Linked DNA regions of Mus musculus: region 2 is linked to region 1. Evidence: chromatin loops called from intact Hi-C (ENCODE). Cell type or tissue: left cerebral cortex. All regions are shown on one strand. Each heading gives the region's core, and the rest is flanking DNA. Links, peaks and the distances in the headings are about the cores only.

What was found. A loop is a pair of places that touch in the nucleus more often than their neighbours do. Peaks named below come from ENCODE experiments on the same cell type or tissue, not always from the same donor. Only the 100,000 strongest peaks of a DNase experiment are listed, where the experiment ranks them.
Region 2: a loop joins it to region 1, with 3 times the contacts of the local background. A loop is called at or near these places in 9 of 42 quality-filtered maps.

The regions. Positions count from the first base shown.
Region 1 is chr2:143,702,558-143,717,908 of GRCm38, reverse strand. All of the region lies in intron 5 of Pcsk2 (proprotein convertase subtilisin/kexin type 2), which reads right to left. Among named protein-coding and RNA genes, the nearest start is that of Pcsk2os2, 79 kb to the left of the region's middle. In left cerebral cortex, for the core only: CTCF peaks have their summits at 8,429 (motif pointing right) and 9,228 (motif pointing left); DNase peaks (open chromatin) are centred at 4,810, 5,786, 8,490 and 9,458; H3K27ac peaks cover 963 bases.
Region 2 is chr2:143,109,944-143,125,294 of GRCm38, reverse strand. No RefSeq gene overlaps it. Among named protein-coding and RNA genes, the nearest start is that of Otor, 39 kb to the right of the region's middle. In left cerebral cortex, for the core only: CTCF peaks have their summits at 7,724 (motif pointing left) and 11,360 (motif pointing left); DNase peaks (open chromatin) are centred at 7,012, 7,710, 10,375 and 11,338; H3K27ac peaks cover 1,253 bases.

The DNA of each region.
Region 1 (15,351 bases), core at 3,995-11,994:
ACATAAGCACATTCATGGTGCACACTGACTTCTGAATTGGCCCTATTACTACAAATCACTTTGAATGTCACTTTTCTGTATGTGTGGCTTATGCACATGTGCCTGTATGATCTGTTGGGTGGCTTGATGCATAGGAAGTGGATACATTGCATAATCATAGCCAATTAAGACTTGGAAAATTTGTTCACCATGTGACACACTTTTGGTCCATCTCTGGATTTCTCAGATAACCACCATGTAGATCCCTACAGCGTGTAGTCCTGCTAGCTTAGAATACCTTGCAGATGGTAGCAAGTCTATGTGTTCCTTTGGGGTTTGCCTTCATTAGTTAACACGGCACTTTGTCATATGCCTATTCTATTGTTTGCACTAGTTTTTATTTTGATGTGAGATAGTATACTGTTGTATGAACTTATCATCCATACACCAGTTTTTACCTATTCACTTCTGATGGACATTATAGTCCTTTCCTTTTGCTAATACAAATGCAGCTGCTGTGTGGATGTCTTTCTATGAGTGGGTGTTTCTCTTATGGGTGGGAGTCGTGTGTTTTCCTGGCTATGTGAAAAGCATGCATGCATTTGTGTGTGTGTGTGTGTGTGTGTGTGTGTGTACAAGAGTGGACAGGAAGCTCCTAGACCTTTTCTTTGGGGGTAGACACTCCAGCATGGGTCTTTGCACCACAGAAGTTTGAGGTAGCAAACAGGTTTGGCTGTTTTAAATTCGCACCCCGATGCATGCCTACAGGCATTTGGCCTTGGAGGAAAGATCATGGGACAATTTCCTTAGCAGTAAAGCTTGCATTGAGTGCCCCCTTACCCACTCTAGTCCCCATCTCTTTAAATCACAGACACAGAAGATACACTGCCCCTTACAAGTCCAGTCCAGAAGACAAGTCTCTCTGCTTGTGGTCTCTGGAGCAGCAAAGTCTAAGAAGTCCTTGGGTACTTAAGTTTTTATTTCCACAACTAAACACCATGACTAAGGCAAACTTAAACAAGAAAGCATTCAATCGGGGGCTCATGGTCCAGAAAGTTAGACTCCGTGACCATCAAGGTAGGAAGCCTGGCATCAGGAAGTTAGACATGGTGCTGAAGCAGTAGCAGAGATTACACATTAAGACAACAACCATGAAGCAGAGAGGTGTAGCTGGGAATGGCAAGGGCTTTTAAAACCTCAGATCGCACTCCCAGAAACACACCTCCCCTGACAAAACCACTAACCCTTCCTAAGTAGTTCCACCAATGGGACCAAACAGTCAAATAAATGAACCTATGGGGGGGTGTTCATTTTTGACACCCTCACATCCCCAAATCTGAGCATATATCCATCACCTTATTCATACTGCAAGTGATATTGTCAGCTATGGAGGTAATATATAGTTCACTTTCAAATGACCTGTTAAGGTAGAATTGCACGTCAAGTGAAAATTATTAAATAAAAGCATGGTGGGTTACAAAAATCCACATCTGATTTCATGTTTAGAAAAATCTCATCTCTGTTACAATTTCTCATTAGCCATTAATGATGCTCCAAGCGACTTGGTTGATGGTCACCATCAAAAGAGATTTGCTAGGTGCCTGCTGTCACTTGGAGTATAATGAGCCCCGAGATAGATATAGGTCCCTGCTTGGGATCCAACATCAATGTCACTGTTGCTAAAAATACTCCCACCAAAATCTTTGTAATTCCCAACACTCCATGATGTGTGGAGGATTCTAGTGTCCAATTAGTTTCCAGGCCAGCACTGCATTCTTTCTGATTAAGATCATAAATGCTTCTCAAAGCTCTTTCTGGACAGCCCAGGTCCTACTGATGTCGAGGGAGGCATCCCATGGGCTTCCCTCCCTGAGCCTGTTCCCCACTGAGGAGACCCCTTGAGGACATAGTGCCTGGCTGACCAAGTACCCTAATAAGACCTGCACTATTGGGCAGCATCTTCATCATCTCTACTTAGAGATACTGGGCCTGTTTCTAGCATCTCATCTCAAGTGCTGAGTGTTTCCAAGGATTTTATTTTATTTTTATTAGCTTTTTCAAGATGGAGTTTCTCTGTGTAGCCTTGGTTGCCCTAGAACTCCCTCTGTTGACTAGGCTGACCTTGAACTCACACAGATCTGGCTGCTTTGTCTCCTAAGTGCTGGGATTAAAGGTGTATAACACCACTTCCTGGATTTTTTTTTTTTAAAGAGGAAGAGGTTTGTAATTGACTACATAATTTTCCATATTTATTTAAATCCAAATAGCTCTCTGGCAAAGAAACTTTCTCTTTACTGGTCACATTGAGAACAGGGCCATACAAGTGCTCTGTTAGTGCAAGGTATGAGGGATAGATACTAGAACTTTTGAGTTTGGTTAAAAGTTTTAGGTACTTCATATAAACCATTGTAAAAATCTGACAGACACTGCACTTTCTTAACTATTTTCAGTGCCGAGTTCAGTAGTTTTTACATATTTCAGTGTGAGCCTGGAGAGATAGATGGTCCAGTGGACGAGAGCAGTGGCTGCTCTTGCAGAAGAACTGGGTTCCATTCCCTGCACCCACATGGAAGTTTACAACTGTTTGTAACCCATCCCGGCGATCTGACACCCTCTTCTGGATGCCAGAGGCACTGCATTCACTCAATGTACAGACATACAAGCAGGAGAAACACCCATCCACATAAATTAAAAAAGAAAAAAAGTGTAAAATACATTACTGTACAGACAATCTCCAGAACATTTGATCTTGCAAACCTGAAACTGTGAGCCTGTTCTACAAGCTAAATAAAAACTAAATAAAACAACAATAAAACAAAACAAAAACAACGCCCCCCCCAATAAAAACCCAAAACAAAACCCAGAAAACAGCAAGAAGAAAACAAAAAACCCAGAAACACTTTTTGAAATCACTTAGCTACTCTGGTGAGTGCTAAGACATGTTTGCCACTCTCAAGAGTGTATTGGCGTATTTAAATAGATCCAAAGCACTGGATGAACATCTCCTTACAAAAGCAACACAGCTTTTGCTTCTTGCTCAGGGGTTTTATTGGAAAGGGGGAGCGTTTTGTATGATTTCACAGTTATGAGAGTCCAATCCTTCCAGCTTACAGCTGAGAGTTCCATCCTGGAGAAGGGTGGCATCCTGCCCGCCAGATGCCACCCAGCTAGAAAATGCTCCTCCCCACCCCTCCCCGGGGACTGGACTCACATTGTATAGATTTGTATTTCCGGTAAAGCCTGTGTCTTTGTCTTGATCATGATTGGTCAAATCAACAGGTTTCAGTAGACCTTTTCTTAAAGGTTCAAATAGCCAACGTCTCAGGCTTTGTAGGCCCTATGGTCTGTGTCACAATTTGCCTTTATAGCAGGAATGCAGTCATCACCAGTAAGTAAAAAAGCCTGTTACTTAGAGCTGAGTGGCGGGGCACGTGATTAGTGTGTGCAAGGCTCTGGGCATGGTGCTCAGCTCTAAAACCCAAAGGAAGTAAATGAGTGTGGCTGTTCCTAACACAAGAGTGTAGTTGTCCCTAACACAAGAGTGTGGCTGTTCCTAACACAAGAGTGTAGTTGTCCCTAACACAAGAGTGGCTGTTTCTAGTACAACTTTATTTTAAAAATCAGAGAGTACAAAAAAAGGTCTCATTTTCCATTTAGTGTTACTACTTTATGCTTGTGCATATAGGAAACAAAATTTTAAGTGTAATTTTGCCAGTTAAATACAGGCTTCAGTGCTTTTTTCTTTAGATCCAGAGGACAGCTTGTTGGGCTCTGTGATATCCCAGTGCCATTTGTCTTCCTTTCAAGTTAATCAACACACTATGCTGCCATGCACGGAGGACACTGATCGTGACACGCAGTGGCACATGCAGACAAGACTCCCCTCAACCCCCCAATGCCGAAATGAAACTGTACATTTTTCACTATGTCAATATTAATTACTTGCAATTTAGCACTCAACATTATTTTTATATTAATCTCAACATAATGGGGTGAGTCTAATTTGGAATGATAAAATTCATTTGCATTTAAATTGATATTTTAAGCGCTCCCTCTGAGGAACTGATACCATCCATGACGACAATTATAAACATTCTTTCCAAGGCAGGTTTGTTTTCCTGTGCAAAGATTTGTAAATATGTTGTAAGGAGCTTCATATTAATAGTGAGGACATTACAATGACCTATTTCTGCTGAGTCCTGTGAGTTTCCATACTTGAGAATTCCCTTCTATTGGAATAACAATTAAACAAAGCCTATTAGCTAAGAACAAATCTATCTATCTATCTATCTATCTATCTATACACACACACAATTTCTTTTTTTTCAAACATTTTCATATAATTTTTATTAGTTTTCGAAGTCTTTCAAATACTGATCCCTACCACAGAAGAAACCCTGGTTATTTTTCAGCTTGAGAAGATGTGCTCTGGAAATCAAATTGCAGCTAACTGCACATAAAGAGTTAAAATCAATAAGAAAGCCACGGCCACACCCTTCCCTGGTTCCTCTCACTTGTTTTCTTTGGGACTGGACAAGGCAGTTTTGCATAGGGGGCCTTCTTTCCTCAGCTTCAGGCTATGAAGAAATACAACAGTTCTGCCCGAGCCAGGAAACATGAAAACACACCCATTTCTTGATTGCATGATTCTTGGTGGGGCAGACAGTTTTTCTTTTATAGTGAGATGCTGGTGGTGATTCAGGTTTAAATAAATCATTCCCACAACAAAGGGAGGAGCTGTCCGGAGAAAGCCGGGTGTCTTAGTGACTCTTCTATTGTTGAGATGAAGCAGCATGACTAAGGCATCTTATAGAAGGCAGGGTTTATTCTGGGCTTACAGTTCCAGAGGGACAAGAATACATGATGTTGGAGGGGAGGTAGCAGGTGGTGTGGTGGCTGGAGCTTCTGAGTGCTCACATTGAGAGCCTTCGGGCAGGAGGCTACTAAAGTATCAAAACCTGTCTCCAGTGACACACCTCCTCCAGCAAGGCCACACCTCCCAACCCTTCCCAAACTGTTCTACCAGCTGAGGACCAAGTATAGAAATCTATGAACCTATGGGGCCCATTACCATTCAAATCACCTCACATGGTCAGCAGAAACAACAGGGTACAGGCTAACATAGAGGTTTTAAGTAAAACACTCATTCCCCAGCCATGTAAGTGCTGATTAACTGCTTACACGGGCCTGGCCACCGACTTTGTGGAGGATAGCAAAGTAAATTTGACAGCCAAGATGGCTGGTGCTCCAATGGGCAGACATCCCCCACTTCACCTTTCCACCCCCTCCCAAAAGCATACACACAACTATAGACTATGAAGAGCCAGGAAGTAGCCAAACAGAGAAAGGTCCCTAAACTGAGATGGCCCTAACAGTGTGTGTGTGGAGGTGGGGGGGTGGGGGGGTGGGGCAGAGGAAGAGTTGCACATGTCTCAGATGCTGGGGCAGAAAAATGGTTGAAAAGGCCATAGAAGTCAGGCCATATTTTGTCTCACGGGACAGAGGAACTATCTCCTGTCTATAGGAGGAAGATGGAATTTTAAGGGCAGTGGACCCCTCAGGTGGATATAGGCAGGGAAGCAACAAGTCTCTCTTTAGTTTCTGCTTGTTTGAGGGAGAAAATGTTCAAAGAGTAGGAGCAAGCTGCTTTTGTGGATGTGAGTGACATTGGCCTGGTCCAGGATATTTTTTTTATGATAGGACCAGAGTAGTGACTACATAGAGGAGAGTGTGGGAGGGCAGGCTGAGGGAATGGAGGAGGGAGAGAGTCAGTGTTTGGGAGGTTTGTCACTGTTTTTGGCAGTGGCATTTGCAGAAGATGACTGAAGGAGGATCAGGTTGAATGAGGTGGCGACAGACATATGGTGAGCTTCACATTTTTCTGCTCCCCGGCTGTGTAAGCCACTAGCCTCTCTGATATTCAGTTTTCTGTTCTGTTCAGGTGAACGAGAAAGTGCCCATGCCCAAGAGGTACAGCTCAGTAGCAGAGCTTTTGACTCTACAAACCGTGTATCTGTTTGGTATAAGATACAGAGTAGATGCAACAATTCATGTAACATACAGGGCCAGGGACACTGTAAATAGCCACACTGCATCCTTACTGGCCAGGGTGAATCAACAGAAATGAAAGGGATCAAGCACCAGGGGCTAGCATATCTGAAGGCAAAGGAAGGGAGAGAGCAGAGATGCAAACACAACCTGGACCTCAGATTCTGTTAACTCACAATCAACTCTGCACAGGAAGGGAGATGGGGTTGTGAGCTAAAGAACTCTCCAACCCAACTGTCACGGAGTATTGGATAATCATGCCTGCTTGTGAGTGATTAGCTGGTGTGTTCCTGAACCACACTGTTATGTGCAGAGGACATTTGTTCTCTGTAAGGAGCTCAGCAAGGGACTTCCTGGATCAAATGGCTCAGTATCGATCTGGTCACTATTGTGGACACTTATGCAGTGACTGTGGACTTTGCACTGAGCCACTGAAGGGAGGGATGGAAGGAAAGGAGGAAGGGAAGGAGAGAGAGATAGGAAGAGGAAGAAGAAGAAAGAAGAGGAGGTATGGTGGAAGAGGAGAAGGTATGGTAGAGGAGGAGGAAGAAGAGGAGGAGGAGGAGGAGGAGGAGGAGGAGGAGGAGGAGGAGGAGGAGGAGGAGGAGATGCAAGGTGGGTCCAGCATCTAGACCAGAACAGAACAGCTTGATACCTTTAACACTCTGGGAGTCATTCTCTGCTTTCATGCCTGAAAGCAAAAACGCCATGTCCCTGCATCAAACCCTCCTGGCTCCTCTGCCCTTAGAATGACATTTTTCTCTCAAGCTGGCAAGATGGCTCAGTTGGGTAAGAGCACTGACTGCTCTTCCGAAGGTCTTGAGTTCAAATTCCAGCAACCACATGGTGGCTCACAGCCACCTGTAATGAGATCTGACACCCTCTTCTGGTGCGTCTGAAGACAGCTACAGTGTACTTATGTATAATAATAATAAATAAATCTTTGGGCTGGAGCGAGCAGGGACTGAGCAAGCAGGGTTGATCAGAGCGAGCAGAGGTCCTAGAATTCAATTCCTAATAACCACATGAAGGCTCACAACCATTTGTACAGCTACAATGTACTCATATACATAAAATAAATAAATAAATCTTTAAAAAAAAGAATTACACTTCTCTCCTCCCCATATGAGGCCAAGGATGGCCTAACTTTCATGGCAGTTTCAACCTTTTCCCTGCCCCATGATCTGAGATTTGTGAGACGCTTCCATTGGTTTCCCATTGTTTTTTGAGGTATGATTTTACTTTGTGTCTCAGGCTGGCCTTGAACTCATGCCAATCTTCTTGGTGCTGAGATTACAGATGTGAGCCCCTTACTTAACTTCAGCTGATGTGTATTTTTCTTGATAGATCAACAAAACCCTGATGTTTATATCTGCAATGTGCATAATTACTCTCTCCTATGACTATGAAGGCAGTTATAGTCTTCTTGAGAAGGGCAACCATCACAGTTTAGACATGGGAAAACCTAGGACCATTAAACAGTGCTTTCTTCCCTCCCTAGCAGCAATTCACAGAGAGTCCTCAAACATTCTGAGTGTCTTAGACATACACCAAACCTCTTACTTAAAAACTTGGCAATGTTAGGGCTATAAAATGCAAGTGCTATAAAACCCTCTCTCCATAGCTTAATGAAAACATCTCCCACACACTGTAATACATCTTATTATTCTATCCAGCAGATTCTGTATCGTGGAGAGGGTACGTACAGGCTACATGGAAAGATCAGTCCTCACCATGATACCCAGGACTGTGTGAAAGAACACTGCTAAGAGCTCAGCCCTGGCTTCCTGTACTTGGCTTCAGGTTTTAATTATTGGTTGGTAATTAAGGGTTCTTTCTCTGTGAAAAATAATTTCCTGTAGGTTGGGAGCTAGCAAGGTTACCATGTGGGAGAAGCTAATCTTATTTTTGCGTCAGAGATTTTTTTTTGGCTTGGCTACATAGGATGGAAAATTTTGCTTAGCCCAAATCTCCAGACTGTTCAACTGTAAGGTCAGCATCGTCCTGTTCTTCAGGAGCTTCCCCTGAGAGGATTGATTAAGAAGTCAGGGTAGCAAGGAGCTAAAGGGATCTGCAATCCTATAGGTGGAACAACAATATGAACTAACCAGTATCCCCTGGAGCTCGTGTCTCTAGCTGCATATGAATCAGAAGTCGGCCATCAGTGGAAAGAGAGGCCCATTGGTCGTGCAAACTTTATATGCCTCAGTACAGGGGAACGACAGGGCCAAGAAGTGGGAGTGGGTGGGTAGGGGAGCGTGTGGGGGGACTTTTGGGATAGCATTGGAAATGTAAATGAAATAAATACCCAATAAAAAAAAAGAACAAACAAACAAACAAAAAAAAAAGAAGTCAGGGTAGGGAAGCAAGCCAAGTCTAGATGTAATTTCGGGAAAATTCCTGAAGGGGGCGCTAGAAGATGTACACATTGTTCAGCCTGACATGGGGACTCACAGTTCAATAGCAGCCAAGAGGGGATGGGAAATCCCAAGCCTACTAGATTTCTATATCTGGAGGGTAATGAAGACTTTAACATCCCCATGGCAATTTTCCAAAAAAAGAGTAAATGCTGGAGTTGGAGTAAAAACCAGTCCAAAGCAACGGGGAAGGCACAGAAAATGGCTCAAATACTCAAATATATACTTTAGAATATTCAAATACATACTTCAGTTGTGAGAGTGATACCTGCAGTCACTGAGACACACTGGAGAGCTGAGTTCCAAGATTAGCTTTGCTCTAACTTGCACCCTGACCTCTGATAGTCTGCTGACCACCCAGCCTCAGTTTCTCTCTCTGTAGAGTGAGAGTCTGGGCCAGGACTTCTGGAAAATCCTCTACTTCTTACAACCTTGGCTTCAGCACGGAGAGCCCCGTCTGTCTACACATTTGCAGGACATTTGTTTTAACCATATACCTGGAGGGCCTTGAGAGGAGATGAAGATTTTGCTAGCTGTGAATTGTTGGTGTATCCTTAGAGCACTGGTGCCTAGGAGGACCCAAGTTCAAGGTCAGCCCTGGAACTCAGCCTTTTAAAGCAAACCATTCTGGGGCTGGAGAGATGGCTCAGTGGTTAAGAATACTTGACTGCTCTTCCCGAGGTCCTGAGTTCAATTCCCAGCAACCACATGATGGCTCATAACCATTTGTAATGAGATCCAATGCCCTCTTCTGGTGTGTCTGAATATAGCTACACTGTACTCACATACATAAAATAAATAAAATCTTAAAAAAAGACACCCTGTCTCTAATGGAAATGTGTCTGAATGTGCTTAGGAAAAAAAAAAAAAGCAAAACATTTCTCTACCAATTTCCCCAAATAGCCTTAAATTCACACTTAGGTCAAGAGCAGTTTTAGCTTTGAGAACACTCATGCTAGAAAAATGGGGAGGGCACAGACGCTCCTATCTACAGAATGAGGCCCAGGAGGCCCATGGTGTGGATTTTGGTCACATGGATCATCTCAGTGTTCATGCCATCTGGCTCCCTGTGCCTCTCAAGGGTGTAAGCTGCTAGATTTCCATGAGGAATAGATTGGGGAAATCAGGCAGGTCACTGCTGGCCTCAGAACGGGCTTACTGGTGTTCCCATGAACTGCTGGGGTAGTAATGCCCCACACTCTAACATTACCCACGTCTTGACCTATCCTCCCCACAATCCCACTTTCTACCTTCAGGGCCAGAAAAGTGGGTTGAGTCCTCATGTTCTAACTCGACTCCGACCCTTCATTAATCTTCATGCCTCTTTTTAACCTGGTGTCTGCTTTCCTTTCTTGATTTAAAGAATATGTGGTTACATTTGGCACAGCTGGGGTTATGGTTAATGGTAGACGGAGCACCCATCACAGGCTCATGAGTTGAATACCTGGCTCTCAGATAATGGCATTGTGGGAGGTTCTGAAACTTCAGGGGATGAGATCTGTCTGGAGGAAGTGGGATCTTGGGGATGCCTGCTACTTCCTGTTCCTGTTTTACTGTTTCCCGCGCATCCAGGAAGTGGGTTATTCTCTACTTGATGTTCTCACTGCCATAACGCTCTGTTCACGCTCTTGGGACCAAGTGACCATGGCCTGAACTCACTGAATCTGTCACTGAATCTGTGCAACAAACCAAACCTTTCCTCCACTAATTGTGGCTCTCATGTATCTTGGTCACATCACCACCAACAAACTAACCATTGGAAAATCTCCCTGTTTTGAGTTCATTTTAAGTCCATTGACAAAGTACCCTTCCATATGCCACAGGATGTCACAGTGTCTGGCAGCAGGGGTCAAGACATGGACATTCTGGAGACTGTTACTCTGTGGACAGCACAGCCATCCTGTCCTTTATTTATTTCTTTGCTTTAGATAGACTCCTTCTCTGTAGTCAAGCCTCTTGACTCTGTTGAGTCAGGTAGAAAACTAACTGGCATTGTGTATCTGCTAAGTTTCAAGTCATGTGCAGAGCTTTGAGGGTGTGGAAAATGAGACACGGCACCTGCTCTCTCTCCGGATGATCACAGACATGAACACAGATCATTGAGTATGTATGGCATTGTCAAAGACAAACTCCACAAAGATAAGGAAATAAAAAAACCCTTAAAAGTATGCAAACATATGAAAACATGTAAAAACTGAAAAGTGATTTGATTTTAGGTAGAGGGTGGGAGGGACTTGGGAGGAAGAGAGAAGGGGGAGGGGGAAAGGGGGCAGGATCAGGTATGGGAGGAGACAAGGATGATATATAGAGGGTCAGGAAATTGAATAGAGGTGTGCAGCAATGGGGGATAGGGAACTGGGGGTAGCCACCAGAAAGTCCCAGATGCCAGGAAAGCAAGAAGCTCCTAGGACCCAATGGGAATGATATTAGCTGAGATGTCCAACAAAGGGAAGGGAGAACCTATGGGGCCACCCACTCATCTCCAAATTTTTAACCCAGAATTGCTCCTGTCTAAAGGAAATACGGGGACAAAGTATGGAGCAGAGACTGAAAGAAAGGCCATCCAGAGACTGTCCCACCTGGGGATCCATCCTATATACAGACACCAAACCCAGACAGTATTGCGGATGCCAAGAAGTGCTTGCTGACAGGAGCCTGATATAGCTGTCTCCTGAGAGGCTCTGCCAGAGCTTGGACATGGACATTCTGGAGACTGTTACTCTGTGGACAGCACAGCCATCCTGTCCTGTGCTTTTCTTTATTTCCTTGCTCTAGATAGACTCCTTCTCTGTAGTCAAGCCTCTTGACTCTGTCGAGTTAGGTAGAAAATTAATGTCCAAATAAATGTCCAAATACAGATGCAGATGCTTGCAGCCAACCACTGGATTAATCATGAGGACCCCAAACGGAGGAGTTAGAGAAAGGACTGAAGGAGCTGAAGGAGTTTGCAGCCCCATAGGAGGAACAAACAACATCAACTAACCAGATCCCCTAGAGCTCCCAGGGACTAAACCACAAACCAAAGAGTACACATGGAGAGACCCATGGTTCCAGCTACATATGTAGCAGAGGAAGGCCTTGTGGGACATCAATGGGAGGAGAGGCCCTTGGTCCTGTGAAGGCTCGATGCCCCAGTGTAGGGGAATGCCAGGGTGGCGAGGTGGGGGAGCACCCTCATAGAAGCAGGGGGAGAGGGGATGGGATAGGGGGTTTGAGGAGGGGAAACTGGGAAAGGAGACATTTGAAATGTAAATAAATAAAATATCCAATAAAAAAAGAAAAAATAGTTAAGTCAGTTCAGAGATGTCTCAGAGGCCTGTAGGAGAATACAGGCTATTTGCATTGCTCTTGGTTGCCCATGGAGATGGTAAGAGCTTATAGCCAAGGGCAGCTCTCAGTTAGGTTATAGGCCACTGAGTTGGAAATTCGCTTCCAGCTGACTACCATGCAAGGCATGGAAGGTACCATGTGGGCTGCTGGGAAGGAAACTTCATCAGCGATCTCACCCATCTGTAGACTGTGTGTGCCACAATACAGATCCACGAAGCAAGATGTGCCCACGTGACAATGGTGGCATGACTATTTTGGTGATAAGAAACCGCTTTGTCATTATATTCGAGGCCTGTTCTTTGAGAGGGGACAACAACCCGAGACAGGCACCCAGGTCAAAAGCCTGTGCTTGAGGTGAACCTGAACTTAAGGGAAGAACCCAATACCATTGTTCCCAATTGAACATGTTGTCAAGCTGCCTTCTAAATATGCATGATATGCATGTTCATACCCATAGGCTAATGTGGCTTTTCACCTGCGGTAGTGAAGCTCTGTTTTATAGAGGTGGGGGAGGTTAATGAGGTCAAAGTGTGGAGAATAAATGACCAATGAGCAGAGTTTTAACCGGGATATTTATATGTAAACACTTCAAAGTCAGGGAGCACTGCAGAAGTGGAAAAGAGGGCATACGTAATTTCAGAGACGGAGGATCGGGAGGACTGTCATGAAATGCTGCTGTTTGGATATGATGTAGACACTGAAACCACGAGCACACAGCAGCTATGGAGCCCTGCATAACTTTTCTGGACCTATGTAGAAAACTACTACAAATATGCTAAGTAATATAAATTATTGTGTCAGATTTCTAGACGTGGGTCACCTGGATTATTTTTCCATACCTGAAATCAAGCAGAGTTGGAGATGGGATCTAAACCTTGGAGGAACTCTTCAAGTTTGCTGACTGTTGACAGAATTTGGTGATTCAAGATTATAAGATTGAAGCCTTCAGTTCCTAGACAGGCCACTACTTATCCTCCAAGTGCCCTGTTGGCAAAATAATATCCATGGAGTACAAAGAACATCGTAGGCAATCTTTGTGTGATGGCAAACAGGTCAAAGGCAACAGGTCAATCATGAGGTTTAAAATCCTTTTGGCTTATTTGTTGTCTGACCTTCAGATCTTCTCTCAAAGTGCACACCTGTTAAGTTCTGGCCCACACGGGAACATCTTCTCTTTGATTATCTAAAATTCAACTAACTAGGCATCTTAATTGATTTTGAAATTCAAGCTAATTAAGGGACTGACATCAGGTCACATTTATAGCTCCTCTCCAGATTCAAGGGGAATTAGTGTTTTACCAGGAGAGAAAACAAGGGGATTATTCTAGAGTTATGAACAACCTAGACACTTGTGTTCAAGGGAAAATGACTGAGATATTTTTTTTAAAGGGAAGAATAGAATTGGGTTGCAGGGTGGGTGGGTATGGGGGACTTTTGGTATAGCATTGGAAATGTAAATGAGCTAAATACCTAATAAAAAATGGAAAGAAAAAAAAAAGAATTGGGTTGCAATGGAAACTGTGGTTCTTATGATTCATCCATTTCCGTCCATCCATCCATCCATCTGTCCATCCATCCATTCATTCTTCCATAATTTAATATTTATTAATAGAAAACACATATATACCAACACTTACATGTGTACTCAGACAGACAGACAGACACGTACACACACGCACACACACACACACACACATACACACACACACACACACACACACACACACACACACACACACACACACACACACACAGCTAGCTAGCTAATCTCAGTTAATAATCTCCCTGGGGAATGAGACCTCCAGGTGAGTCTTTCATGAGTGAAAGAACAGTATTCTGGTTTGTAAGTGACTTAAACTCAGTGTATGAAATGAAATTATGTCAAGTACTTTTAGGAAATTTTAGGAGCAAGGAAGTGATTTTTGTGGGTCACTTTCAGTGTAGACTTCCAGATGTGAGCAGATCTCCTGATGAATGTCCAATCACTGACATGGCAGTGATCCACTGACAGGATTTCTAGGAAGTTGCCACATGCTCTCTCAAGAAAGCAAGCCTATCCCTAGTATGCAAGTTGCTACTCTTGAAGTCCATCTATTACTCTAGTTTTTTGCTCTGTGTGTCTTGTTGATTTTGCTGGACTCTTAAGTGCATAAGACTTTGTTCTTCTGGAGAGTATTGAGCACACGGCAGTGTAATTCTATAACTGCATGGAGACCACCAGGGGCAGGCAGGGATATTTTGCCCCTACATTTTACAATCCTGACCCTTAGAGCAGTACCTTAGAGTAGGGCGCATATACCTTAAAATTGACTAAGTTTACTAGAGCAAAGTCTAGTCCGGTGCGCAATTTGTAAAAGTTCATTAACGGCTGGGCAGTGATGGCACACGCCTTTAATCCCAGCACTTGGGAGGCAGAGGCAGGCGGATTTCTGAGTTCAAGGCCAGCCTGGTCTACAGGGTGAGTTCCAGGACAGCCAGGGCTACACAGAGAAACCTTGTCTCACAAAACCAAAAACCAAAAACCAAAAACCAAAAAAAAAAAAAAAAAAAAAAAATTCATTAACCAGATTTTTTCCTTTGCTTTTAGTTGTAATTTTGCTATAAACATGGAGCCCAAGGAAGGAGATCCATTTAATCAAATGAGGCTTATTTTCTTCCACTTTCATACCAAGTATGTCCTTATAAAAATGGACCATTTCCTCTAATCCACCGATTGAATAAAATTATAGTCATTTGTTCCAGGGTCTTTCCAAGGGATCATTTAGACAGATCTATTTATTCATTCTGGCTTTCTGGAGATGAAGTCCCCTGTGAACTGGTCAACACACACACACACACACACACACACACACACACACACACACACACAAGTGCTGAGAATAGCTCACCTTCCTTTCAATAAGACACAAAGAGTATTTAAGCCTCAATTTCACATGCATTATGAATGAACCTATTTAAATATTAATGAGCCTAAAAGCCTGGAGCAATGTATGCGATCAATACTGCATGACATAAGTCACCCAGGGCTGAGGACAGTATCTGTCTCCAGCCATCACTCCTTCATCATGGAGGCCCTGGGCCACCTGGCGTGCACACTGCTGCCAAGCCCTGGGGCAGAACTTCAGAGCTCTCCACAGGTACCTTCTCAGGGACAGTGATCTGTGAGGCCCCATCTGAAGAGGGCAGAAGAGCAGGTCCTCACCGGTAGCCTTGTTTTCTCTTTTAAGTACTTCGGTCACCTGAATTACAGGTGTGGAATCCCTAATGGTCTGACACTTGAGCTGGAACAAAGCCTCATCTGTCACGCTCAGACCTGGGAAACAAACTGTATCATCTGATAATATTTCCATCACCTCTGTCCAGGGGAGGGGTGTTATAGACAAACGTGGCTTGAGGCTGCCTGAGTGCAGATCACCTTACCTAAATGACAATCTTTTCTTCAGGCCCGTGTCTGTGGGACCTCAGCTAGGGGTCCCTATTTCTGACATTGGTATCAGGCATGGAATCCAAGGGTGACATCTACCTGTGAGATGCTTGGGAGCTGGGCACTAGAGGATTCTGTTTGCCAGATTGTCAT
Region 2 (15,351 bases), core at 4,500-12,499, 590 kb after region 1:
TCTTTCCTTTAAAGTTTTGCCTGTGAAATTGTGCCTCGTGAACATCCTGCTTCTCGGGTCTCTGTAGAGTGACTGCCTCTGTCTGCTCCCACTGATGCAATCCCCGGGCTGTCTCTTTTCCCCCATCTAACCAGGAAGTTGTCCCAAACATCATCATTCCATTCACCTATCTTTACCAGGGACAATTCTTCTGCAATTTATCTATCTCTGGGAGAGCAAATTTCTTGAGAGAAAACATTAGTTTATCAATTGGCTCTTTACAAATTTTAATGACCCTTTGAGCAATTGAATTAAATGCAAATTTCTGTGATTCATGTTTAAATCTTATTCATTGTGTGTGCCTACACACACAAGGCTCTATTTAACCTTTAGCATTATTTTGATACATCAAGACAAATTATTTTTAAGTTTGAGAATAACGATATTTTGCTTAATTAGTAGAAACATAAAAAAATATGTGTACATAAAATTTTTTACAAAGCTCAAAAGGCTTCGGTCTGGATTTATAAGAAAGTAAATGGAATATATAACTGTAGCTTTTATGCAACAATGTCTTCCAGACCAAACTTTGTTAGATAGTACTTAGAAAAAGTATTAAATGGTATCTATTAAAATAGAGTGAAAATAAACCAGAAATATGCTTACTTGACTTTTCATGATGCTGATGGGCCCAATCTTGTACAAGCTTTGTGCACATAGCTAACGACAGTTGAAATAACTTAAAATGCAGGGGCGATGTCATGTCCAGAAGAACGTTTTGTTGCATATCTCCTCGTCCTTGGTTCTTTCATTCTTTCTTTCCCCTCTCCTGAAACATGGCCTGAGCCTTAGAGATGTCATAGCTGTCCCTGGTGGGACTGAATAGGTGTGAAGCTATCACAATAGGGGCTGAGAACTCCGAGATCACTTAGTCTCAGCATGTTTCTTTTCACTGCCACCTGTTGCAGTAAGAAGTTTCTCAGATGAAGGTTAGATGTAGCACTGATTTACTGATGTAAATATAAATATCTAGAAGGCAGTTTAACATCATTGCTTAGTATAACAATAGTAGCAAGTTTCCCCCAAGTTCATATGATCTCCCAGCTAAGGGGTCTTGACCATATTTATAGAACCAGGCATAAATTTCCTCCTATGACTAGAGCCTCAAATCCAATCTGAGGAGGTTAGTTACTCCCATAACATTCAGAGGACATCTTGCCTACTAGGTCATTATGAACTTACTGATATATATACTTTGAGGAGTAGAGGCGTCACTTTACCCAGTGTTATAACTAAAGACAAGTTGCTCCAGCTCTACTGAGTAACTTCCCACTTAGGCTCACAGAAGTAACTCTAATTAAACTCAATGGACCACACACCGAAAAAAGACATCAAAGTAGGAAAGGATACACTGAGAAGAAAGATGCTAGTGGGAGACAGGGCGGGAAGTGTAAGAGGGGGGTCAGGGGTGAAAATGACTAAATTCCACTATATAAATATGCAAAACCATCAAACAATAAAAATGAAAAATATAAATATAAGAAAACTTATAAAGAGATTTTTTTCATAGTAGAAATTGTTCATGATAGCTAAAATTTTGTGAATAGCTTAAGACATTTAATGTCTTGCGTGGGGTGTATTCACACATGGGTGTATGTCAGAACACTGTCCAGTGAATAGTAACCTCTTACATAAGAACTTCCAAGGCCTCTGGAGGATTGTACAAAAATGATGCATCAGATAGGACTGCTGGACATAAATACCCTTAGTCACCAGCATGAAGGAAATGTCACTGTGATCAATCAAAAAAGGAAATCAATTCACCACAGCTCCCAAGCTTTTAATCATCTGCATCTCAAATTCTATTTATTCATTTTAAACGATCTCCCTGATCCATCGTCATCTCCACGGCTCTGCCAGGAACCAGGAAGACGAACCCACTATTCTCTGCCGCCTTGCTCTGCTGAAACACAGACGAGTGATGGAATGCCTGACGAAGCCCACTTCATAGCCCAAAACCCCAGACTTCTGTGCTCAAAAGGATTCTCTTCTTCAAATTAGAATACATAAGGAAATGTCTTCTCAGATGATGGTAAATTGACAAGGCAGTGCTTTCATACTCTACACGTATCCTATGACCCTTGTCTGGGTTCCTGTGCTGTTTGGTATTTCCTTCACATTCTCTCTAGCTCTCCGTTCTGCCCTCCGGGTGGATCGAAACACAGCAGCAGTGCCTGGAGATTCTTTCACAGAGAGGGCCCATCCGAATCACACCTGCTGTGAGTGGAAAGAGCAGGGGCAGCCCCTTGTGACTTGCCCTCTTCATCAGCATCTCTTGACTTCTGTTCACAGTCTGTTTCGGCATTTTATTATCTGCCCAAATGGCGGGGAGGTAGGCTGGGCACAGAATTCTAAAATTAATTGAATTTCTGTCTTCCTCTTCTGTCAACACATTGAGGCTCATCAATAATTTGTGTTCTCATAGGAAACATCTGGTATCTCATGGATGTTTTTTTCTTTAAAATTATCCCAAAAATAAAAGGAGAAACAAATATAGTTTCTAAAATGAGATGTGAGAGAGAGCAGGATTGGAGAGGGCAAAGAAATGTTGTCAGATAATCAACGAAGTGGCCCTCAATAGCTAAAGCAAAGAGCAATGCAAAATATGCTCTACCAACAAAGCTGTTTCAGATGGACCCTGTTAAAACACAGAGAAGGAGCAGGCTCCCCTGGCCACTAGGAGCCTCTTGTCTGCAACTCCAACTATCTGAGACAGAGCTAAGTTCTGGGCATGGAGGGTGGAGGGGGACATTGATAAACCCACTCACATGTGCCCCCCTGCAGCTGCAACAAATGTCACCTGTATGTGTTATAGAGCTAGCAAATTATTCATTCCTCTGTCGTCTTCCTCCTTCAAAGAAAGTGGAAGGGAAGGAGGAAACAGAACGTCATAGCTTAGATCTGAAATGTCTCCTAAGAGTCCAGATACTAGAGATGTGGTCCAGAATGTCATAGCTTAGGTCTGTAATGTCTCCTAAGAGTCCAGATGCTGGAGGTGTGGTCCAGAACATCATAGCTTAGTTTTGTAATGTCTCCTAAGAGACCAGATGCTGGAGGTGTGGTCCAGAACACCATAGCTTAGATCTGCAATGTCTCCTAAGAGTCCAGATGCTGGAGATGTGGTCCAGAACACCATAGCTTAGATCTGTAATGTCTCCTAATAGTTCATGTGCTGAAGACATGGTCCCCTGTTTGATGGAAAACTTTAGAGGTGGGGCTTAGTGGGAGGGTTTATATCATTGTATCATTGAGAGTATCATTGAGAGCTTCTTCAGGAGGTATGGGGCTCTGATTTGTCCCTCCCTGGCTATGAGTTCTTGTCTTAGGGTTTTTACTGTTGTGAAGAGATACATGATCACAGCAACTCCTATAAAAGAAAGCATTTAATTGGGGCTGGTTTACAGTTCAGAGGTTTAGTTCATTGTTCATTGTCATCATGGTGGGAAGCAGAAAGAGAGTGAGACACTGGACTTGACTTGAGCAACTGAGACCTCAAAATCTACCCCCAGTGACATATTTTCTCTAACAATACCACATCTACTCCAACAAGGCCGCATCTCCTAATAGTGCCACTTCCTAAAGGCACTCCTATGGAAGCTGTTTTCACTCAAACCACTACAGTTGCTCTGCCATGCATGCTTACGATGGTGTGCTGCCTTGCCAGAGCAGCAGAGATATAACCAGCAATGTACTGATGACTCTAAAATTGCCCCAAAGTAAACCTTTTCTCTTCATAAGCTGATCATGGTAGGTGTTTGTTATAGGAATGGAAAGCTGATCATGGTAGGTGTTTGTTATAGGAATGGAAAGCTGAAGAAAATGCCCCCGGCACCCATGTTGCAATTCAAGCACCAGCTTGGGGTCAAACTTCAGTGTTACCTCTATAACCTCCTGCATCATATCCATCTTTCCAATAACCCTTAGGGACAATTGTTTTGTTCTTGTGGTACCCATGTGGAAATGGGCTTCAGAGAGTCAAAGCATGCCGGGGTAACTCAGACAATAAGGACCAGGCTAAGAATAGACTGTATATTAAATTGGTTTTCCTGAAGTAGAACTCTCTGAAGAAAGTGTTTGGGAAGAGGAGGAAGTTTGATTTAGAGAATGACTCCAAGAAATGGAGAGAAGGCCACAAGAATGAAGAAAGGGAGAGGAGGAGGCAGCACAAATGAAGGTGCCTGCCATGTGGCACTGGTCAAGACTCTGGGATTTACCCACTGACAAACTTAGACAGACCCCTGGGGTCAAGGGGTAGGACATAAGTCATTTCCTAGCTCCATGACCACACCCTCCTTGGCATAGGATCTTACACACAGCTCAGCCTGACTACATCAAACTCTCCATCCAAGACATGTACTTGTTGAGTTCAAATCAGAATGTCAGATGGTCAAATGGTGTATAACTGAGTTTGACCTCAAAGGTACCCTTGCCACCAGCAGCAGCCACAGTACTTGCTAGAAATGCAAACTTTGGTCTCATCTGACTCAGAAGCTCCAAGGAGTGAAGCCCCATGGCCCAGGTTTGAACTAGCCCTCCAGGGGACTTTAATGGACTAACAAAAATGGTAACGGGATCTCACATCAACAACAGGCAACATGGGAACATGTATGACAATCAAAGGTATTTGTAATATGAAGGGAAAATGAAGAAAATGAAGGAGCTCACTGGACTAATTAGAGAAAAGTCATTGGCCAGAAAATGTAAACAGCAGATCAATACTGGTTAGGAACACTGACTGCTCTTACAGAGGACCTATGTTCAGTTTCCAGCATCCATGTTGGGCAGTTCCTAATCACCTGTAATTCCTGCTTCAAGGAGAACTGATGCTTTTGGCCTTCACACACCCATGCACCTGATAATCTAAAAAAGAAAAAAAATCTTTAGGACTGTTGCCCCCTGGAGCTCATAACCACTGTGGTTATCTGCAAAAGACCTACCCAAGACTAAGCCATAGGTAACCACAAGGTTCTACCATGGAGGAGAAAGGGGCTCATGACCCCAATTCAGGGGCTATTGACAGTTGATAGCTTCTGGGGGAGGGACAGTCCGTTCTCATTAAGGATGAAACGTGGCTCCTGGTAGGTTGAGCACAGTCCAGAAGATAGCTCCACACCCATGAATATTTGGGAAGCATAAATTGGGCTCAGTGAGTTATATTTTTAAAAAGCAAAGAGAATATAAAGTTAGAAGAGGGTTGGAAAGTATGAGGTGCATATGAGGGGAGAAAGAGGAGTGGGGCTAATATGATTGAAATATGTTGTATGTATATATAAAATTACGAAAGAAAATTAAATTTTTAAAAGAAAGGTGTCACATTTGGTGTATTTTTCTAGGACAGAAGTAATTCACTGAGGGCACCTTGCCCTGTCACAGCCACTGGGACTTCTGGACAGAGTAAAGAGGAGTCAGTGGGTTGAGGAAGTGGCTTAGCTAATAAAGTGCTTGCCACACAAACATGAGAACCTGGATTCAGTCCCTGCCACCACATACAAGCTGGGCCCAACAGTGAGTATCTAGAAGCCCAGCACTGGAGAGGTAGAGGCAGGAGCATCTCTGGGGCCTGACACCCAGTTTAATTGAACCAGCAAGCCCCATATTCAATGAGATATCCTGCCTCAAAAAAAATCAAAAAATAAGGTAGAGAGATTGAGAAAGATTTCTGACATAGACTTCTGTCCCCCAAAGGAGTGCACATAGATGTCTGCTCATACACATACAGGTATACACACTCATACATACACACATACACAAAGGATTCATACATGTATATAGAAGCAAATTATTTCTTTGTCATCACTAAACTACTGAAGGAAATTTCTTGTTTGGTTATGATTGTAGGTTGATAAATCAAAGTAACAGACTGTGTGTGTGTGGCTTTGTGGCCAATAAGAGGCAATATGTGCAGGTCACATTGAAGTACTTGCCAAATCTTCAATATGTTCAACATTACTTTAGTCTTCTCATTGCATGTATTTATAAACATCCATATATATAAGAAAGACAGAGGAGGAAAAGAAAAGGAAGGAAAAGAGGGAAGAAGGGAGGGGAGGAAAGGGGAAGGAATAGGTTGGAAAGTTAAAGCTATTCCTTTACATTTAAGAGTTAGGGAGAGCCCAGGGTGGGGTGTGGTGATGCAGGACTGTAATGCCAGCATTCGGAGGCAGAGAGGAGAATCTTGAGTTCAAGCCTAGTTTAGACAACATAGTGGAAGGGGAGAGGGAGGAAGGGAAGGGAGAGAAGGAAGGAGGGAGGGGAGAGAGAGAGGGTGAGTGAGAGAGAGGAAGAGGAGGAGGAGACAAAGGAAGTGGAGGAGGAATGCAAAGGAAAAAGCATCAAAGGAAAAAATGAGAGGAGAAGGAGGCGGTGGCAAAGCAGAGAGAGGAATCAACTCAGAGACAAGAGTTCGTAGATAATCTATTCACAGTATCACATAATGACTCAATAACGTGAACCATTCCTGAACACGTGCACAGACGCATTCACCTCCATCAGCAACTGTATGCCATGCATGCTCTGCCCCAGACAGTACTTGGAACAAAGGCAAGAAAATGATAAAAATGACCTTTCTCCCAAACTCACTTCCAGTTCATTTAATATGCAATTATAAGCCCTTTCTCCACACGCAAGCACTGCCAGTAACCATTCAACCAAAGGTGGGGCCCTGGGACACAAAATGTATCAGTTGGTCTGGCTATGATGACCTGGGCGGAGTGTGGGGGAGGTGTGTGTGTGTGTGTGTGTGTGAGCATATCAAGTTCCCTTCCAAAGTGGCAGGGACTGATGTTGCAGGTCTCCAGGAGGGAGGCTCTTTTTCCAATGACAGAGTGGGAGTCACTTTCCCTGCCTGGGGAACTGAACGCTGGGATTGGAGCGTTAAGCTTGGATTGGAGGTAATGCACGGTGACTAAAACAGAGAGTGTGCGGGATGTGGGAGCGCTCTCAGAAGAGTTTAAAGGCTCCTGGCAAGTCTGACGTTCTGGAAACCACCCAGATTGTTTTCAACTTTTCAAAAGATGCATATTCCTTCTAAGAGGGAGAGTCAATACAGACTCAGAAACCATGAATGTTTCCAATCCTCATATGTTGGGGCCGGCCTGCGGCTCTCATGTCTGGGTTCGAGCCTGGAAGGCATCTTGGAACTGAAAGAAAAGAGGGAGCCTAGGCGGGTTGAGAAATAATGGAACCAAGACAACTAGTCTGCTCAAGGTTCAAATGTTTAATGGCGGACACGCTTTATAAAGGAAGAGGAAGGCCCATTCCTGCCAATCATCCTTGGAGCCTGGAACCAGCTGCAGGTGATGATGTGCAGGATAGGGCGAAGTCTCTGGAATAGATGGTGGGGGGGGGGGGGCGCCTCTCAGCAGGTAGCAGTATCTTGAAGAGGAACAGCGACAATGGCTGAACAATAGAGTGATCTAGGGAGGAAGGCTCCACCCTAGATAATTTCCTTAGTGGCAGCAAGGTCAGGTTCTGGCTCAGCCTTGCTTCAGGCTCGTGGGAGTATTGTTTTGCAAGAAAACAATACTACCAGCTGTCAAATCCATCACTCTTAAGTCATTTATGCTCTTGTTTTCACCTGGGGCATCTGATTTTGTGGAAGGGGGAAAATGGTTTCAGAAAGCCTGCCTGGTTGTCTATTTATATGCAAGTATAATTCTTTAGTCAGCCACCAGCCTGTGGTGCCCCCTAGAGTTTTGGTGAAATGTGTTTCTTACAAATCCAATGGTTTCCAATGGAGAATCACCTGGAGAGTCAAGGCCTACTGCACTCAGACCACACGTGTGCAGGAGGAGCGGTCATTGGTAGTTAAATGGTGTTATCCCTCTCTTCGTTCTTCCCCAAATGCTTTTACTATACGAAGGCTTTTGTCTTCCCATATAATTTTACATACTTTAAAAATTACATTTAATTTGTGTGTGTGTGTGTGTGTGTGTGTGTGTGCGCGCTTGCGTATGCATGTGTAGTGTGATGTATGTGTAGTGTGGTGTGGTGTGATGTGTATGTGGTGTGGTCTGTGTGTGATATGGTGTGTGTAGTGGTGTGTGTGTGTGTATGTGTGTGTGTGTGTGTGTGTGTGTGTGTGTGTGTGTGTATGTGTGTGTATTGTGTATGTGGAGTTCAGAAGAAAACCTGCAGGAGTCTAAGATCAATTGGCTAGGCAGAAACAGCATTTATCCATTTATCCATTTATCCATGCTAGCCTCCCACATATGATTCTAGAAGCAGTTTAGTAACTTATTTTATAATAAAAAAAAATTCTGGGCTTTTGACTGTAAACCAGTTTGGGGGAGAATTATCAAGTTAACATTATTGATTCTCTGATCCATAAAACAGTGCCTGTCTCCTCTGCTTTAGCTCTTCAGTTTCTCGCAGTAACACTTTGCATTACTCAATGTCTAGACCTTGGAAAAACTAGACCCCACACCCTCACACACATACTGATAAATATGTTTTTTAAAAGCATAGCTTCGGAAAAAATAGAGCAGCTTCTTAAACAATCAGATATGTATCTAAACATGATCTAGCCACAGTCTCCTAGAGCAGTGGTTCTCAGCCTGTGGGCCAAGACCCCTTTGGCAAACTTCTATCTCCAAAAAGTATTTAGATCATGATTCATAGCAAAATTACAGTTATGAAGTAGCAACAAAAAAAAACTTTATGATTAGGGGTCACTACAACATGAGGAACTGTATTAAAGAGTCATAATGTTAGGAAGGTTGAGACCCACTGTCCTAGAATGTCCTTGAGTGTCTTAGTTGGTGTTCCCATTGTGGTGATGAAACACCATAACCAAAAGCAAGTTGTGAAAGGAAAGTGTTCTTTGGCTCACACACATCATAGTCCATCACTGATAGAAGTCAGGGCAGGAGCCCAAACAGGGAAGAATCTTAGAGGCAGGAGTTAATTCAGAGGCCATGGAAGAGTGCTTTTTAGGGGCTCTTGTTCTCTCCCTGAGGTTTGCTCAGTCTGCCATCTTATAGAACCCAGGACCACTAGCTCAGGGGTAGCCCCACCCATAATGGACCTGACCCTCCCACATCAGTCATGAATTAAGTAAACGCCCTAATGGCTTGCCTACAGCCCAGCCTTATAAAAGCACTTTCTCAGTTGAGGGTCACTCCTCTCAGCTTGTGGCAAGTTGACATAAATCCTGCCAGCACCTAGAGAAATAAAAGCCTGTTGGCCATCAGAGCTGAGAAGCATTCGGGCGATCTCTAGAGCTTTTGGTTGTCTCTGTGCCCTCTGTCATCACCCCCTGAACACATCAGTCCTGTAAAAATTCTTGACTTTGATAGTCAGGAAGCCAAATTTAAGAGAAACTGCAATTCCAAATATATAAAGGAAAATCTGTTTTTTCCTGAGTTTAGTGGTGATAGCAGCATCAGGAGGCTAAGACTGGATGAATGTTAGTTCAATGCCACTCTGGCCTACGTAGTGAGTTTGAGACTATCCTGTACTGCACCACATATAACCTATGGAGGAGGAGATGGGGGAAAGCTAGTCATTATTTGTTGGGCTAAAAGCTCTTTGTACACATTTCTTTTTCTTTTCCTTTTTGCATACTAGCACAATACCACTGACTCATACATTGATTTTAGCTCTCAGTCCTAGGGCTATCAGTGGTGGTCTTCCTGTTAGCAGAGTCTCACGGTGGTTGGTGTAGGGGCCAGAGAAAGAGAGTGTGTGCATATGTCTCTCCTGGTCTCTCTCTCTCTCTCTCTCTCTCTGTGTGTGTGTGTGTGTGTGTGTGTGTGTGTGTGTGCTTTTGAAGCTGCCTGCATTCAGTCACGGAAATGCTATCGGGGTCACTGTAGCTGATCATAATCTCCTGCCAGAGACCCCTCCTATACACACCACAGTCAGGTGCTGGCTGCTTCCACACCCTTAATCACAGTGAAGATTAATGAACACACAGAGAGATCACGGCATTTTAACTTAAAGAAAAAACTTGGTGTGCACCATGAGAGATGGTTTGGGGGCCTCTGTACTGCAGAAGGGATGGGAGAAATGGTGTTTCTTCTCAAAAGGGAGGGATGAGGGGTTGGAGGAAGAGGCGACAAGAATAAAGGGATGGTGCAGGCTAGAGCAAGTGTCATGGAAGGTGGCCAGGATCAAAGAGAAGTGGCACTGCTATGACTCTACTGCAGTACCACTCCACGTCTGTGGACCTCTGCATATCTCTGAAACCTCCCACAAATGCAGCACATTGCTCACCAATGCACCTGCCAGTCAGCTTCTAGTGAAAGTTAAAAAAAAAAAAATGGTTGGGTCTCAGGCATTCTTGGGCAGAGTTGAGAGTAGGAGGCTGTCACTGCAGAAACCCAGAAACAATCTGTCGGAGCAGATTTTGGAACTCGGCCACCTAAAGCTCCCTGATCAAGCTGGTTTACTTGAATGCCTGGAAAGTGGGGTGGGATGGGAGAGACTGCAATGTAGTAGCCATGCTAGGCCATTGCATGTCCCTCCAACATTCCATAGGAACCGTACTGCATTTTCTCATCTACTGGTGGATAGAAAAGGAGTGTGAATCATTTGGAGCAAGGCTGAGACACTAAGTCAGCACGAGACATGGGGATTCCCTCCAGAAAAGCAGAGACATTAAAATCTGGAGGGAAAAATAGCAAGCTTGAGTCAATACAGCAAAGGGGATTTGTGTGCAAAACAGGAACTTAGAAAGGTTAATGGAAGCAGGTCTGCTCCAGAGTTAGGTCTCCCTGTAGAAATGACATTAACTTCCACAGTGCACAGATACAGAGAGTCAAGATGGACAAGTTATGTTGGAGTATGCTGTCATTGATACACAGAAGAGAAAGACACATTTTAGAGATTGCAAGGCTGGTTAGGAAAGAGAATCCTCTAAACTCAACTTACAGCAATCTGTGATGTCACAGCAGGAGAGGCACGTGCATATATCGTTGGAATAATGTGGTTTCTTAGAACACATTCCCCAAGGAGTAAATTCTGGGTTCTATTGTACAGCTCTCTGTGATGCTAGGGAACTGACATGTCTGACCATACTGCATGGCTACCATGCAGAGAGACATCGCTCTGAGATACAGTCAGTCTATGGATTTGGCCAAGGAGATAATTAGTTTATGGGCACTGGGGTGAGTATGATTAGTGAGGCATCTCTGCCCACTCTCAGAGTAATCTGCAGGCCACTTAAGGCAGTTTCCTTTTCACATAAAGAGCAACCAAAGGCAGAGAAGAATCTCCTTTGGGGAAAGCTAGATCTCATTTGCAACTGATGTATGTAAATCTCTTACATTTCCACCTTAACCAAAGCCTCAAGTTTAGGTTTTATGTGTTTGTGGTGCCATCTGCTGGTAAGATGTAGATTTCATATTATGAGCTCTCAATTCAATTCTCCAAACTTTGTTCTTTTACACTGAAAAATTGAGGACTCCAAGTACCTTTTTTTTTTTTTTTTTTTTTTAGATTCATTTATTTATTATGTGTAAGTACACTGTAGCTGTCTTCAGACACTCCAGAAGAGGGAGTCAGATCTCCTTAATGGATGGTTGTGAGCCACCATGTGGTTGCTGGGATTTGAACTCCGGACCTTTGGAAGAGCAGTCGGGTGCTCTAACCCACTGAGCCATCTCACCAGCCCTCCAAGTACCTTTGCATGGAGCATATATATAACATTATCAGTGATACTGTAATTAGGAACTTGGAAAAAGTTCTTATTTGTTTATGTAGGAGAGTAACAACAATTAATCCCATATAAATGTAAATAATTTAAATAAGAATATTGTTCTCCAAATTGTAAAATTATTAAAAAAAGTGTAATATATGCCTTGAGGTTTTATGTGCATATATATGCATATATACATATATACACATATATGTACATATATACACATATATGTACATATATACACATATGTGTACATATATACACATATATGTACATATATACATATATATCATTATATATAACTATATATTACCTAACATATTGAAAGAATGGATATGCATATATATGGAGAGAGAGGAGAGAGAGAGATTTCATATCTGATTCCACAATTCAATCTGTCTCATTATTGTGTTTGGGAGCATTTCTGTTTGCTTGCTTTGTTTTTATTTGTGGGGGTGTTTTGCTTGCATTACATACATTCCTGGTAGCTGTGGAGATCAAAAATGCACATCTGAGCCTCTGGAGCTGAAGTTCTGGATGACGGTAAACTGCCCTGTAGGTGCTGAGGACCAAACCCTGAATCTCTGCAAGAGCAATGAGGGCTCTTGACTCCTGAGCCATCACTTCAACCATTCAGTTGCCTTCACCAATATATATGAAGAAAATCCAAGCTTTTCAGGTAACTGAAGGTATTTTTATTGTATCTGAAAATTTGACAGGGTGAATTCCAGGAGTTTAGGTGCACTGTGAATCTGCAAACATACCATTAAACTTTCACTTCTCTGTAAGGCTAAAGTGCATTGGTGTATAGGTTTAGAATAGATTTTCATCAGTGTGTGATTTTGTGGCATTTTCTCTTTAAGGATAATTTTAAGGTGTGGATAGGGGGAGAATAGAACTCTCTCCCTGTCCTGAATTATGTAGATCACTCACATTTTAGCATATCAGCTTACATCACACACTAGGGAAAAAAAATCTCACTAAATACAGTTCCATCTCCAGTCCCTTGTTTACAAACAGAAATAGCACAGTGTATGCAGGAAGAGGGCCTTGGCATCTCTCTGATGATCCATTCACACAAGCAGCACCTTGACTGACAGAATCCAAGTGTCACTCGCAGAAGCTGAAAAGGCTGAGATTAGCTCACTGACCGCTCAGGCAGACATTTGCTACTTATTTTTAAGTCTGAGATGTATTTGATTTTGCACATCTAAGACAGAGATCTTCGTTCAGTATGTTTAGGGTAAGCTCTGTGGTGGTTTCAGATTGTATCTTGTGGGGAAATTTATCCCATTTCCCGTACCCAGAGAGATTCTAAAGCAATTGGTCAATCTACTAATTCCAGTTTGACAAATACTATTTTAAGCCTTCAGGTTTCAACCCCACAGTTCAGACATGCCTAGAATGCAATTTTAAGGTGTACATCTGCTCTCTGTGCCTAATTTGTAGCTGTCCACTGGCACAAGCAGAGGGATTGTAATGTCTTCCAAGACTTTGAAGCAAAAGGAAATGTTGTCCTCCCAGTGATAGAAAAATTCATTCCTGCTTCTCTAGTTAGTGGTTAGATTATCACCACGTTGTTGTACCCCGCTCCTTCCTGTTGGCTGGATGCAATTTGCATGCATAAAGCGAGCAAGAATCCCATCTTTTCTCTGTGCTGCTGTATGGATCTTTTAGGCTGTTCCCTTGTTACATTTTGAGCATCTGAGGTTTTGAAGGTCCCTGGTGTTATCGATCTGGTGTTATATATGGGTCGCTGCTGTTATATAGAACCCACTCACGTTATTGATCCGCTTGTTACATTTTCAGCCCGAGCAACTTGATTTTAATGTTTATCATTCTTTATTTTTTATGTTAGTAAAAACATATTCTTTTTACTGCTGTTTCTCTTCAGATACTTTCTGGGTATTTCTATTGATTCTGTGTCTTCTAGATGAACTTGAAGATTAAATCAATATTGACTTTGCTTTCTTTTTGCTTTAGACTGGGCTATGCAGGGTTTTGGTTGTTTTTTTTTTTTAAGATTTATTCATTTTTACTTTATGGGCCTGGGTTTTTGTCTCAAAGTATTTCTATGCACCATGTGCATGCTGTGCCCTCAGAAGCCAGAATTCCCTGGAACTGGAGTTCCCTAGTTCTGAGAGGGTTCTGGACTCTGAACCCAAGTCCTCTGGAAGAGCAGCAGTGCTCTTAACTGCTGAGCTGTCTCTCCAGCCCTGCTAGACTTCTCAGTCTGCCAATTGCTTCTTGCCATTCAGCACCCTTCCCTCCTGTACCCTAATCTTGCAGGAACTATTCATGACATACTAGTAAGTCTGACCTCGTTTGTCATCAAGACTGTCTGTCAGTTCTTTTTCCTCCAAAAGGGACAAACTTTCTTGCTTGGTTCTCAGTCCTCTGTTTTCTCTGTCATTTAATCTTGGTTGTCAACATGACCAGCTTGAGAAGTGCCTACAAAAAGAGTGAGTTACAATTGGAGCATGCTCATGAGGAAGTTTCCAGAGAGTATTAGTGGTGGGGGAGGGACAATCACTGAGTGGGAAAAACCCACCCTGGGTGTAGGCTGCACCAGGCAATAGGCTGGGAGCCCAGCTGGAGCAGAAACATGGACTATGTGCAAAGCTTGTGGGTGTGCAGGCACGCTTCACTTCTTGAGTGAAAGCTTTCTGGCCAGGAGCTTTTTGCTTTTGCGGTTGTCTACAGACTACAGGTTGTCTACAGGTTGTCTACAGGTTGTCTCCAATCCAAGATTCTTCAGACATGATTGTGGCTTTGCCCCAGTGACGAGGGTCTTCAGCATCCCACAAGGACTGCATGATTGATCCTCCATGAGAAGCTTCCTGCTTCTTGAAATTTCATTTTTCTCAGCTCTCCAGCCTTCAGAGACTATTGTGGGACTATCTAGACTCTGATCCTATAAGCTAGGATTGTTAGTCCTGTGTCGGTACAAGTTGAGTCCAAGCGGCATCTTGGAGAGGTGGAACTCGGGAAGTTTGACTGTGCTTATCTCATGCTGCCAACCCCTCGGGGTGGGAAAACACAGTCTGAGATGTGGGAGAGCTGGAGCTCGTTTGGGGGTGCCCGGGCCTGTGACAAGGCCAGGGCTATGGGGTTCCAGACCCTTGGGATATCCAGGTGCTTCTGCGAGTTGCAGAAGAGCAGAGAGCAGAGTCAGGTCGTGGACTGAGGACAGCATCCAGCCTGGGCCAGGGTAGGGAGCGGCGGGGAATGGGAGCTCCCTCTTGTCCTAGAGGTGATTGTTTTAGCTTGGCAGAGGCAGGCTTGAGCTGTGGCTGGGAGTGCAGAGAGGCCTTCCACTGGAGAATTAAGCTGGGGCCCTGTAGTCAAATGCCTTTTCCATGGCTCCCCATGGCAGATCTTGATGAAAGAGACAATCCATGATTCTAAACAGTTTTTGGTTGTTCATGGTGAAAAGTGGATACATAAAGTACCATACCTACTTCTCAGGGTAGACCTGAGGTTAAATACCCTTTGCAGGGAGGAACGTGTGGGAAGGAAGAAAAGCTCATTGGCTAAGCCCTCCGGGCCTCAAGGTATCTTATTAGCATGGAGAACTCTGGTTTGGGCCTATGTGACCAAAGGACACGAGTCTTTTATGTGAGGAGCATGGCAGGTGTTTCAGGTCAGGAATCTGGCAGGGAGCAGGGAGT